2 separate regions of the Homo sapiens genome follow, and region 1 is linked to region 2. A link is a loop called in an ENCODE intact Hi-C map of the cell type or tissue named here. Cell type or tissue: endothelial cell of umbilical vein. All regions are shown on one strand. Links, peaks and the distances in the headings refer to the core of each region. The heading gives the core; the rest is flanking DNA.

What was found. Hi-C counts contacts between places; a loop is a spot of excess contacts. Peaks named below come from ENCODE experiments on the same cell type or tissue, not always from the same donor. Only the 100,000 strongest peaks of a DNase experiment are listed, where the experiment ranks them.
Region 1: a loop joins it to region 2, with 7 times the contacts of the local background. A loop is called at or near these places in 3 of 110 quality-filtered maps.

Annotation. Positions count from the first base shown.
Region 1 is chr17:77,172,092-77,178,829 of GRCh38, forward strand. All of the region lies in intron 3 of SEC14L1 (SEC14 like lipid binding 1), which reads left to right. Among named protein-coding and RNA genes, the nearest start is that of SEC14L1, 34 kb to the left of the region's middle. In endothelial cell of umbilical vein, for the core only: no CTCF peak of the experiment used is centred there; a DNase peak (open chromatin) is centred at 3,420; H3K27ac peaks cover 2,418 bases.
Region 2 is chr17:77,108,270-77,113,741 of GRCh38, forward strand. It overlaps a transcript of SEC14L1 not described here. Among named protein-coding and RNA genes, the nearest start is that of MIR6516, 22 kb to the left of the region's middle. In endothelial cell of umbilical vein, for the core only: no CTCF peak of the experiment used is centred there; a DNase peak (open chromatin) is centred at 1,852; H3K27ac peaks cover 2,500 bases.

The DNA.
Region 1 (6,738 bases), core at 2,227-4,726, 65 kb after region 2:
TCCCGAAATAAAAAGTTTTTCCTGTGAACAAGTTACACCAGGGGGAAGATAACAAACTGAGGAGCGAGCAGCTCCTGAATCAATGAAAAAGGTGATAAGCTCAGGTTTGGGTCCCACCTCTAAATTTATCAAGGGCTCTTGGTGGGACTTGAGGTAAAAAAAAGAGTGGAGCCCTTGACCGCCGTATTCTTCCTCCAAGGTCATGAGTAGAATGACTTCTTTCTCTTTTTCCCATCTGGGACATTCCTTTTTAAAGTGGCCTATTTTTCCACACTTGAAGCATTTGTTTTGCCCTTTTCCCTCTCTACTTTTGGGTTCTTTGGCTGTGCTGTTTTATAGCCTTTATATGGCCTGGAAAGTGGGGGCTTAAGTTCTTTATAGGTTTTGGCCCCTGAGTGTTCTGTTGTGGGGCGGACAGCATGATCCTTGCTTTTTGTTTTTGCTTTTCTTTTCCTCGTCTTTTCGTACATATACCTTTTGAGCGTCTCTCAAAAGCTGCTCTATAGATTTATCTTTCCAGTTCTCTATTTTCTATAACGTGTTTTGTGATGTCTGGCCAACTATTGGTAACAAAATGGAGCTTTAACATCCCCTGCCCAAGAGGGTCTTCTAAACCTAGACCTGCATATATCCTCGCTTGCTCCTTGAGCCTTTCTAAGAACTCTGTAGGTCCTTCATCCTTCCCTTGTTGTATATAGAAAGCTTTGGGAATGTTTTGGATGCGGAATACAGATTTTTGAGTTCCTTTAATTATCAGTTCTCCAAGGTCTTGCATATTCCTCCAGTAGGCTGCGTTGTTACTATCCCATTGAGGATCTGTGGCCGCAAGTTTTTGCTCAGCTGCTGGGACGTTCTGACCTGGGGGATGCTCACGTTCCCAAATTGTCATAGCAGCCCTGCGAATCATGCTCCTGTCTTCTCCTAAAAAGCGAATACCTAGGATAGACATTAGCTCAGCCCAAGTATATATCTGGGGTCTGAGAAATTGATTAATCTGGTCAGCCACTATATAAGGGTCACTTAAGAGTGGTTTGAGCTCCCTTTGTAGGTTTCGGACCTCTGAGCTAGTTAATGGAGCATTTAGCCTCCTCTGAGGGGCACTTCCCTTAAGGGGAAGAGAGTTGGAGCTAACTCTTTAGAAGTGGTGGGGAAAGGGAAGTTTTGAATATCCTTTTTACATTGTTCTGTCTCGCACCGAAGTCTTCCTGGGGGAGGGCCCTGAGGCTGGGAATGATTCCAGGAGTTAGGATTATAAAGAGGGGGCACAACGTGAGTCGGGGGAAGGGTCCAGGGCGGCTGCCTGAGGGGGAGGGAGGTGAGAGGTATCTGGCTGAGGCAGATGGTCTAAAGGATCCCATGTGGGTTGCTTAGGGGTGGGGGCCTTAGTTTCTATAGGGTAAGTAGTTTCTGGCTTATTCTTACTGGCTTTGAGGGGGTAGAGGTGGACAGGCCCCTGCCGTCAGCACAGGGCATAGCGTATCTCCTCCTGAGGGACAGGACTCTTGTTATTCACATACTCTATTAAAAGTTGACAAATCCAATCCTCATTTGACCCAAACTGTAGCCAGAAAACTGATGGTTTGAGGATAGTTTCCTTAGTCCAAATAAAACAACAGTATTTTATCATTTGTTGCTTTTTCTTATTTTTAGTCCTTTCATTATCTTTCCAGTATTTTAGCAGGAGACCTAAGGGGCTGTCCCGGGAAATTCTATTGTCTTGCTTGGGGTATTTCGCATCCTGGAGAAGGTGTTTTTTTGAGTTTGTGAGGCTCAACCTCTCTTACTAGAGATTTCTTGCACCCTTTCTTTTTTTCTTTTTTTTTTTTTAAGGTGGAGTCTTGCTCTGTTGCCCAGGCAGGAGTGCAATGGCACGATCTCCGCTCACTGCAGCCTCTGCCTCCTGGGTTCAAGCGATTCTTCTGCCTCAGCCTCCCAAGTAGCTGGGACTACAGGCACACACCACCACACCTGGCTAATTTTTTGTATTTTATTTATTTATTTATTTCCTTGGTAGAGATGGGGTTGCACCATGTTGGCCAGGCTGGTCTTGAACTCCTGACCTTGTGATCTGCCTACCTCAGCCTCCCAAAGTGCTGGGATTACAGGCATGAGCCACTGCGCCTGGCCTCTTGCACTCTTTCTTTAGAGGCCCAACCCCCCTTACTTGAGATTTCTTGCATTCTTTTGCTTCTGCTTAATCCTTCTCTGGCTGCTTCCTTTGTGGGAATTTTCAGGTCCCCCTTAGCGTTGGTGGGTCGGTATGATCCCCCGACAGGCAAGACAGGCAAGCTGTCCTAAGCTGTATGAGGTGACCACGGAACCACAGATCCGGACTCCACACTCAATTGTGCGTCTCATTCACACACTTTCAACCTCCAGGATGTCCTGACCACCAAGGAAATACTGCACTGCCATTGTGTTTTTTCTTAACCTTTGTCTCTGCACAGAGTTACCTGGTCACTGTGGTATTTGTAGGCCTTTTTCTCCCGCGTTGCTAAGCGTCCGGGTTTATTCGTCACACCAGGTGGGTCTCGATCCCTAACCCTTGAGGCCACCACAACGAGGCAGTGGGACCTGTCTCCTCACGAGTGAGGACTGGAGACCCTTCCCCAGAGGAGAATGGGAATCCTGGATGGGCCCCCAGATTGTTGGGAACAAGTAAGCTGTGCTCAAGAGAAAAACTAGCACTGAGACAAAGGATTTCTCAGCAAGGCAATTTACTTTTGCAGAAGGGTGCCGCCTGCATCTGTTACGACTGCAAGAGCACACTGAACAAAGGAGGGAAGGGGTTTTTATCCCTAACGCAGTTCCTGTCGGTGTCCTTCCCCTGTTGGCTAGGATTGGACTGTACAATCTAAACTGATCCCAGTTGGCTAAGACTTAAAACTTTTTTGAATAGGATAAACGCATGATTTGTAAGAGAAAGAGGGGATAGGAGCAGTCTGTCTGTTACAGTACAAGGTATGTCTGGACTTGTGTGAGCATGTCAGGGCACAACAAGAGCAGGAGGGTTGTTTGCAGGCCAGAAACAAGAGAGTATAAGGAGGTTGGGCTTCTGAACAAAGAACAAGGACGTTACACAGTTAAACCCTTTGAAGAGGAATTCATCATCTCTGGCGCTAGTATTGTTGCAGGATTCAGGAGGACGAGAGAGAGATCTCGGGTTAAAACAGGAGAATCTTTTATTGAGTGCACTCAGGCCCAGCAGATTCACACCCAAAGGTTGGGCTCAGAACAAAGACAGCACTTGACTTTTATACACACTTCACAGAAGGGGGTGGGCTAGCTAAAGCAAGCTTATAGTGGCGTGAAAGCAGGGATACAGAGGTGGGACAAAGACAGTTAATTAAATCGTTACAGGTTCATAACTCAGGATTGCACATAACTGTTGCTATGCAACCCAGATGTCCGTTATCTGTGTTTGCCTAGGCATGGACTTATCCTATAACCTTCACTGTGGTGCCCGGGCAGCTGTAGTTCCGGCCTACTCAGGCTTTTCATGACCTTCATTGTATTTCTTAGATAAAACAATACTTGAAGTCACTAGTTACAGAGAACAGGAATCTATAAACTCATTCTATAAAACAAAGAAAAATTTGTTTTTTCTTCTCCCTGTGTTGAGGGAGTGCTGGGAAAGTCTCCAGAGCACATTAGATAATATTATCAAGACTTTTCCTGGGTCTCGGCTGTGCCTGTTGCTGCCTCTGGGACAAATCAGCCTAATACAGGAAAACTTATTTCTCTTTCTTTTAAATTTTATTTTTCTTTAATTTCCGGCCTCCGTGTAGCTGAGCCCAGGGCTTTTTATGGGCTCAGAATAGGGAGTGTGTGCTGATTGGTTTGTGAGTATGCAAAAAAGGTTAAAGTGAAGACACCACTCAAAGGTGGGCATGATAGTGTAGAAAACCAATTAGGAGACTGGACATGGTGGCTCATGCCTGTAATCCCAGCACTTTGGGAGGCCAGGGTAGGTGGATCACCTGAGGTCAGGAGTTTGAGACCAGCCTGACCAACATGGTGAAACCCTGTCTCTACTAAAAAGGCAAAAATTAGCTGAGCGTGGTGCTGCACACCTGTAATCCCAGCTACTCAGGAGGCTGAGGCAGGAGAATCACTCAAACCCAGCAGGCAGAGGTTGCAGCGAGCCGAGATCATGCTATTACACTCCAGCTTGGGCAATAAGAGCGAAACTCAGTCTTGAAAAAAAAAAAGTAAACCAATTAGGAAAGGATAGGTATATGTAAAATAGGTGAAAGACGGATCAATCAGAGGAAACTGTGCCAAATGAGAAGGTGGGTTCTCAGTCCCGTGTGAGGATTTACCCAGGACTCTCTCCAGATTGAAGGTTGGATTTCACTGGGGACCTGCTCCTGTCTGCCTAGGCATTTGTCTGCCTCCTGCCTCTATCAGTATGTTTGTTAAAATTGATGAACTAATATTGACAACATTATTTTTTCCCCACTGGATGTCTCTTACACAATAATTATGGTTTTTTGTTTGTTCGTTTGTTTTTGAGACAGAGTCTCGCTCTGTTGTCCAGGCTGGAGTGCAATGGCAGAGTCTTGGCTCACTGCATCCTCCACCTCCCAGGTTCAAGTGATTCTCCTGCCTCAGCCTTCTGAGTAGCTGGGATTACAGGTGCCTACCACCATGCCCGGCTAGTTGTTGTATTTTTAGTAGAGACGGGGTGTCTCCATGTTGTTCAGAGTGTTCTTGAACTCCCAACCTCAGGTGATCCGCCCACCTTGACCTCCCAAAGTGCTGGGATTACAGGCGTGAGCCCCTGCACCTGGCCAATTATGTTATTTTTAACTAGAATCTGTAGTTTAGGTTCACTCTGTGTTGTACATGTCTTTGGATTTTGACGATGCAACTTTACACATCCTTAGAAATCCTTCTGATTAAGAATGAAGCAAAGACATTTTTTCTTCAACTTAAGTTTATTATTTTTTCAAATGGTTACTAAGTTATTAGGACATAAATGCTTTTTAAATTGTTTGGACATAGTAACTTAATAAATCATCAATTTTTTTGGTCTTGAGGCACCATGAAAGTTACTGAGACATCAAGGAACACATGTGACAGTGCTGAAGGACAAATGTACCCAGATGAGCTGGTCAGGAATGTCTGAGATGATTATGTTCAGGACAGTGAGCAAATTTAAAACATAGAGCCCCCGGGCTGATGTCTGAGATGTCCGTATTGAGATCGTTCAGAAATGTAACAGACAGTAGAATAATGATGGGCCTTATTTTTCTAATTTAAATTTAAATGCAAAAGATACAATTGATCAGGCATACTAGATTATACTTTGAATTTCATTTGAAAGCTCAGTAACTCTATGTCAGCCTATTAAATAGTGTTAACAAAAGTTTCCAGGTAGTCTTGGCTGGAAATTCTTGAAGAAGAATACATTAAAAGTACTTTAAGAGAAAATATTCCAGAAGACCTTGTTAAACCAGTTTTAGCTATGGTTAGTTGCATGTATGTTAGTTTCAGCAAGGAGAGAGGGAATAGTGTTTGTCTTTAACTAGAACAATCTGAAACTGACCCCCTCTTAAAACATTATATCTAATGCTAGATCTGAATAGTAGTCTTGCTTTAGCCAAATGTAGACATGCTAGTGTTTTAGCAGATGATTATTTTTCTTTTGAGCATAATTTTTTGTTTTTATTCTTGTTTTGTGCTTATAGCAGTGGTTCAAAACTTAGAAGCTGTAATCCTCTGCTGGATACTGTGAAATAACTGACATATACCTAGTTCTTTTGTATGGACCAGGAACAATTTTGACAGGACACATGGCTGTCCTATGAAGAGTATAAAATCATAGCCACTGTCATTGGGGGACAGAGTTGGGGGTGTCACAGAGCTGTCAAATTAGGTTTGGTGGGTAATGCCCTAGTTCTTTGCTAAGATTTGCTTGCCTGCCCCTTTGTACTCGTGGCTTTTTCCCTTTCTTCCCCTCCCCCCCCCCTTTTTTTTTTGAGTGCAGTGTTCATGCACTAGCACTTGTTTCTAGGACCCAAAGGTTTAGGGAAATTTATGGCAGAAAATCTTAAAGCGGATGGAGCTGTATTTAGTAGCAGCTTCTCTTGCTCTTGAGGAGGAGACCGTCGTCAGTAATTTTGGTTCATAGCACTCCCATCCCACCTGCCACTCAGAGCTGCAAGAACACGGCCTTCCAGAATAGAGTCAAACACAGTGTGGGTGTCACTAACTTGAGTTATTTTAAGAGGTCAGGAAACAAACCTACTACTGTGTGTTTTTTGACATTATTTTAAAATATAATGTGGATAAATCAGATGAGTGACCTCTCTGTGGAATTAAAACTTTTTACGTGTGAAGTTTTTAATTTTGTGGGTAATTTTTTCAAGGTCCTTTAGAATTGTGTCACTGTTGCCTGCTAATAAAGTCATGTGAAGGTCTCTGTTAAAGCAGTGGTCCCCAGCCTTTTTGGCACCAGTGACTGGTTTTGTGGAAGACAGTTGTTCCACGGATTGTGGGGTGAAGGGGGATGGTTTCGGGACGAAACTCTTCCACCTCAGATCATCAGGCATTGGATTCTCTTACGGAGCATGCAGCTTACAGAGCGTGCAGCCTCAATCCCTTGTGTGTGCAGTTCACAATAGGGCTCTCACTCCTGTGAGAGTCTGATGCTGCCACTGATGTGACAGGAGGTGGAGCTCAGGCAGTAATGCTGGCACGCCGGCAGCGTGGCCACGTTCTCAGCAGCGCACG
Region 2 (5,472 bases), core at 913-3,412:
GCATTAAACGTGGTCGTCATAACCCAGTTCTGTCCGGCAGGAAGCCCTTGCTACAGACCTGGGTCCAGTGTGTCTCCTCTGGACAGTTGGGAGGTGGCAGCCCTATGGTTCGTGTGGGTTCTTCCCACAGGTAACTGAAACAGAGGGCCAGAGGGATGGGACCCCAGCATAGAATATGAATGTATAGGCCAGGTGTGGTGGCTCACGCCTGTAATCCCAGCACTTTGGGAGCAGAGGCGGGCAGATGGCTTGAGGTCAGGAGTTTGAGACCAGCTTGGGCAACATGGCGAAACCCTGTCTCTACTAAAAATACAAAAATATTAGCCAGTCATGGTGGTGCATGCCTGTAGTCTGGGCTACTCAGGAGGCTGAGGCAGGAGGATCGCTTGAACCTGGGAGGCGGAAGTTGCAGTGAGCCAAGATCATGCCACTGCATTCCAGTGTGGCCGACAGAGCCAGGCTCTGTCTCAAAAAAAAAGAAACAGCTGACATGTATATATACATTCATCTCTGTCTCCAAAAAAAAAAAAAAAAAAGAATGTATATGTCATCTGTTTCTTTTTTTTTTTTTGAGACAGAGTTTGGTTCTGTCACCCAGGCTGAACTGCAGTGGCTTGATCTCAGCTCACTGCAACCTCTGCCTCCCGGTTTCAAGCGAGTCTTCTGGCTCAGCCTCCCAAGTAGCTGGGATTACAGGTGCCAGCCACCACACCAGCTAATTTTTGTATTTTTAGTAGAGATGGGGTTTCACCATGTTGGTCAGGCTGGACTCAAACTTCTGACCTCAGGTGATCATCCTGCCTTGGCCTCCCAAAGTGCTGGGATTACAGGCGTGAGCCACCGCACCCAGCCTGGGGTTTGGCTTTATAGACTAAGGGCTGAAGAAAGCAGAAACAGAACAAAAAGCATATTGGTCATTTCAAAGTTAAATTCTTTGTAAGGCAGGAAGAGATACAGGACAATACAAAGACAACAAGAAAAAGATAACCAGTCACAGTTACATCTCTTTTTTCTTATAGAGATGATATCTTGCTATGTTGCCCAGGCTGGTCTCAAACTCCCAGCCTCACGTGATCCTCCTGCCTGGGCCTCCCAAAGTGCTGGGATCATAGGCGTGGGTCACAGAGCCCACCAAGTTACTGTTTGTTGTAAGGGTTAAAACAGAGGGAACTTCATTAGCATGCTGACTTGAGACTGAAACTGGCCTCCTTGGGAAATTAGGCTGCTATTTCTCTCGCCTGATTTCTTGGGAAGTCAGATAACAACTCAGTGTTGGTTTGCTGAGCACGGGTGACTCCATTTTGATTTTTGTCTGGTCTTTTGGGGCCTAGTGCAGGAGTTTAGTCCAAAACAAGGGCCTCCTATGATTTTTGTTTAACACTCTGAAAGAGAACGAACTGAAACTAACTGTTCAAAGGTATATTTTCTCTTTGCTTTCTGTAGCTTTTATTGTTTAATGCTCAGCCTTGGAAGGATATGCCGTTCCATATGTTCTAAAAGGAACAAAACAGTCTACCAGTACTTAGCATCTACTCATTTCCAGCCACTAGAGTCCCCAGCCTCACCACAGTTTAGCAGACTGTTAGCTGTTACATTAACTAAATGCGTAAAATGCTGATATCCTAATATGCCTCTTTTTTTGAAAATAGCATCATAATTCATCATAATTTGTAGGCTCGCAAACATTTTCTTGGAATCCACTGGACTCCCCCATGCTTTTTAATTCCGTACTTTCTGTGCAAGCAACACAATAGTTGGAACTGACTTCAGGCCAACTGCTTCCTTTTAACTTTTGTCATGTTACCCAGAATAGAGGCATGGAGTTGTTTACCCGGTTTTCATTGAGGAACATTCTTTGTCTTCCAAGGAATACATAAGAAGCCTTCCTGTCTCAGAACACCAAGCTCTGAAAGGTGACTTTTCTGCTCGAGTAATTACACTGGTTGACTGAGCTCCGGAAAGGAAACGCATTCTTGGTTGCAGAGAGAGGAAGTGGCTTGCATTGTTGGACAAAAAGAAAAATGATTGTTTCCTAGGGTCACTGTCCTCAGCCTCCCTTTAGAGAGCCTGGATCTTGCAGCCATCAGTTATGGAAGTGGCTCTGGGAATAACTTTGCCCTGGGTGATGATTGTTGATGAAAAGAGTCGAAGTGTATAAAATATTTGAAGAGATTTATTCTGAGCCAAATATGAGTGACCATGGCCAGAGACACAGCCCTCAGGAGGTCCTGAGAACATTTGCCCATGGTGGTCAGGACGCAGCTTGGTTTAAACATTTTAGAGAGGTATGAGACATCAATCAAATACATTTAAGAAATACATTGGGGCTGGCTGGGCGCGGTGGCTCATGCCTATAATCCCAGCACTTTGGGAGGCTGAGGTGGGTGGATCATGAGGTCAGGAGATTGAGACCATCCTGGCTAACAGGGTGAAACCCCATCTCTACTAAAAAAAAATACAAAAAATTAACTGGGCGTGTTGGCAGGCACCTGTAGTCCCAGCTACTCGGGAGGCTGAGGCAGGAGAATGGTGTGAACCCGGGAGTTTGCAGTGAGCCAAGATTGTGCCACTGCACTCCAGCTTGGGCGACAGAGTGAGACTCTGTCTCAAAAAAAAAAAAAAAAAAAAAAGAAATACATTGGGGCTGGGCACAGTGGCTCACTCCTGTAATCCCAGCACTTTGGGAGGCCGAGGCAGGAGGATCACTTGAGGTCAAGAATTTGAGACCAGCCTTGCCAACATGGTGAAACCTCATCTCTGCAAAAATACAAAAATTAGCCGGGTATGGTGGCAGGCACCCGTAATCCCAGCTACTCGGGAAGCTGAGGCAGAAGGATCGCTTGAACCCAGGAGGCAGAGGTTGGAGTGAGCCGAGGTTGTGCCATTGCACTGGGTGACAGAGCGAGACTCTGTCTCAAAAAGAAAAAAAAAAAAAAAAAATACATGTGTGTGGTCCAGAAAGGCGGGACAACTCAAAGCCGGGGGTGGGATTCCGGGCTATACGTGAATTTAAAGATTTTTTGGTTGACAATTTTTTGGCTGAGTTTGTCTAAAGACGTGGGATTGATAGAAAGGGAATGTTGAGGTTAAGATAAAAGATTGTGGAGACCAAAGTTCTTTTGAAGTGTTTTTTTTTTTTTTGAGACAGAGTCTCGCTTTGTCGCCCAGGTTGGAGTGCAGTGGGGCAAAAGCCACAGACACTCAAGGCCAGCCAGTGCAAGCAGCCGGCAGCCGGGAGGGGGGCTGAACCCCAAAAAGCCACAGGGATGGAGCTGCCCAAGGCCATGGGAGCCCACCTCTTGCATCAGTGTGACCTGGATGTGAGACATGGAGTCAAAGGGGATCATTTGGAACTTTAAGGTTTAATGACTGCCCTATTAGATTTTGGACTTGCATGGGGCCTGTAGCCCCTTTGTTTTACCCAATTTCTTCCGTGTAGAGTGGGTATATTTACCCAATGCCTGAACCCCCATTGTATGTAGGAAGTAATTAAGTTGCTTTCAATTTTACAGGCTCATAGGAGGAAGGGACTTGCCTTGTCTCAGATGAGACTTTGGACTTGGACTTTTGGGTTAATGCTGGAATAAGCTAAGACTTTGGGAGACAGTTAGAAAGGCATGATTGTGTTTTGAAATGTGAGGACATGAGATTTGGGAGGGGCCAGGGGCAGAATGATACAGTTTGTCCGTGTCCCCCACCCAAATCTCATCTTGAATTATAGTTTCCATAATTCCCAAGTGTCCTGGGAGGAACCCGGTGGGAGGTAACTGAATCATGGGAGCAGTTACTGCCAGGCTGTTCTCGTGTTAGTGAGTGAGTTCTCAGGAGATCTGATGGTTTTATAAGGGCCCTTTCCCCGCTTTGCTCAGCACTTCTCCTTCCTACTGCCCTGTGAAGAAAGTGCCTTTCTTCCCCTTTGCCTTCCACCATGATTGTAAGTTTCCTGAGACTTTCCTAGCCATGCAGGACTGTGAGTCCATTAAACCTCTTTACTTATAAATTAGCCAGTCTCGGGTCTCTCTTCATAGCAGTGTGAGAACAGACTAATGCAGGGGGGCTATTATGTTGCCAATCACAGGTATATAATAAAAAGTTAAGAATTATAATTTCTAAGTGGTAGGATTTCCCTTAATCCTTTTCTCTTATCTATATTTTCAGAAGTTTTCCCAGGAATACACATACTGCTTTTGAAATGAGAAGAATGAAATCTCATTTATAGTCTATATTGACGTCTTTGCAATGTTCATTAATCCACCTCTCAGGACAGCCCTGAGAAGTGCATACTGTTCCTGAACAGTTAACAGTTACAAAGATGAATTGAAAAGTATTTAGGCGGCCAGGCGTGGTGGCTCACACCTGTAATCCCAGCACTTTGGGAGGCCGAGGTGGGTGGATCACGAGGTCAGGAGATCGAGACCATCCTGGCTAACACGGTGAAACCCCATCTCTACTAAAAATACAAAAAAATATGGTGGGCACCTGTAGTCCCAGCTACTTGGGAGGCTGAGGCAGGAGAATGGTGTGAACCTGGGAGGTGGAGCTTGCAGTGAGCCAAGATCGCGCCACTGCATTCCAGCCTGGGCGACAGAGCGAGACTCAAAAAAAAAAAAGAGTACTTAGGCATAATGGGTCATGCCTGTACTTCTAGCACTTTGGGAGGCCGAGGTGGAAGGATCACTTAAGACCAGGAGTTCGAGACCAGCCTAGGCAGCAAAGCAAGACTCTTTCTCTACAAAAAAATTAATCAGGCATAGTGACATGTGCCTGTAGTCCTAGCTACTTCGGAGGCTGAGGTAGGAGGATCACTTGAGCCCAAGAGGTTGAGGCTGCACTGAGCCAAGATCGTACCACTTCACTCCAGCCCAGACATTAGAGCAAGACCTTGTCTCGAAAAACAAAAAAAAGAAAGAAAAGAAAAATAATGCTTTTTACTAGGATTTTTACAATATGTGAAACGAATTCTATCTTGAGAACAGAGTATTGGTATTGCCAGTAATATTTTAAAGTTCTTTTGCTTCCAAAAAGGAAGGTCACCTTCCCTGTCTATAAGAAGTCAGTGCCACCTTGGCCCACAGAACCTCAGATTCTCACCTCTGCCTTCCCAGCCAGCCTTCCCTTCTTGGGCACTTTTCTGGGACACAGGCTGAATGCACCCAAAAATGCATCAGCAGGCTTGATAAAGAACGAGTTAAGGCTGGGCTCAGTGGCTCACACCTGTAATCTCAGCACTTTGGGAGGCCGAGGCAGGTGGATCACCTGAGTTCAGCAGTTCTAGACCAGCCTGGCCAACATGGTGAAACCCTGTCTCTACTAAAAATATAAAAAAATTAGCCAGGTGTGGTAGCACATGCCTGTAGACCCAGCTATTCAAAAGGCTGAGGCACGAGAATTGCTTGAACCCAGGAAGCAGAGGTTGCTATGAGCCGAAATTGCGCCACTGCACTCCAGCCTGGGTGACAGAGTGAGACTCTG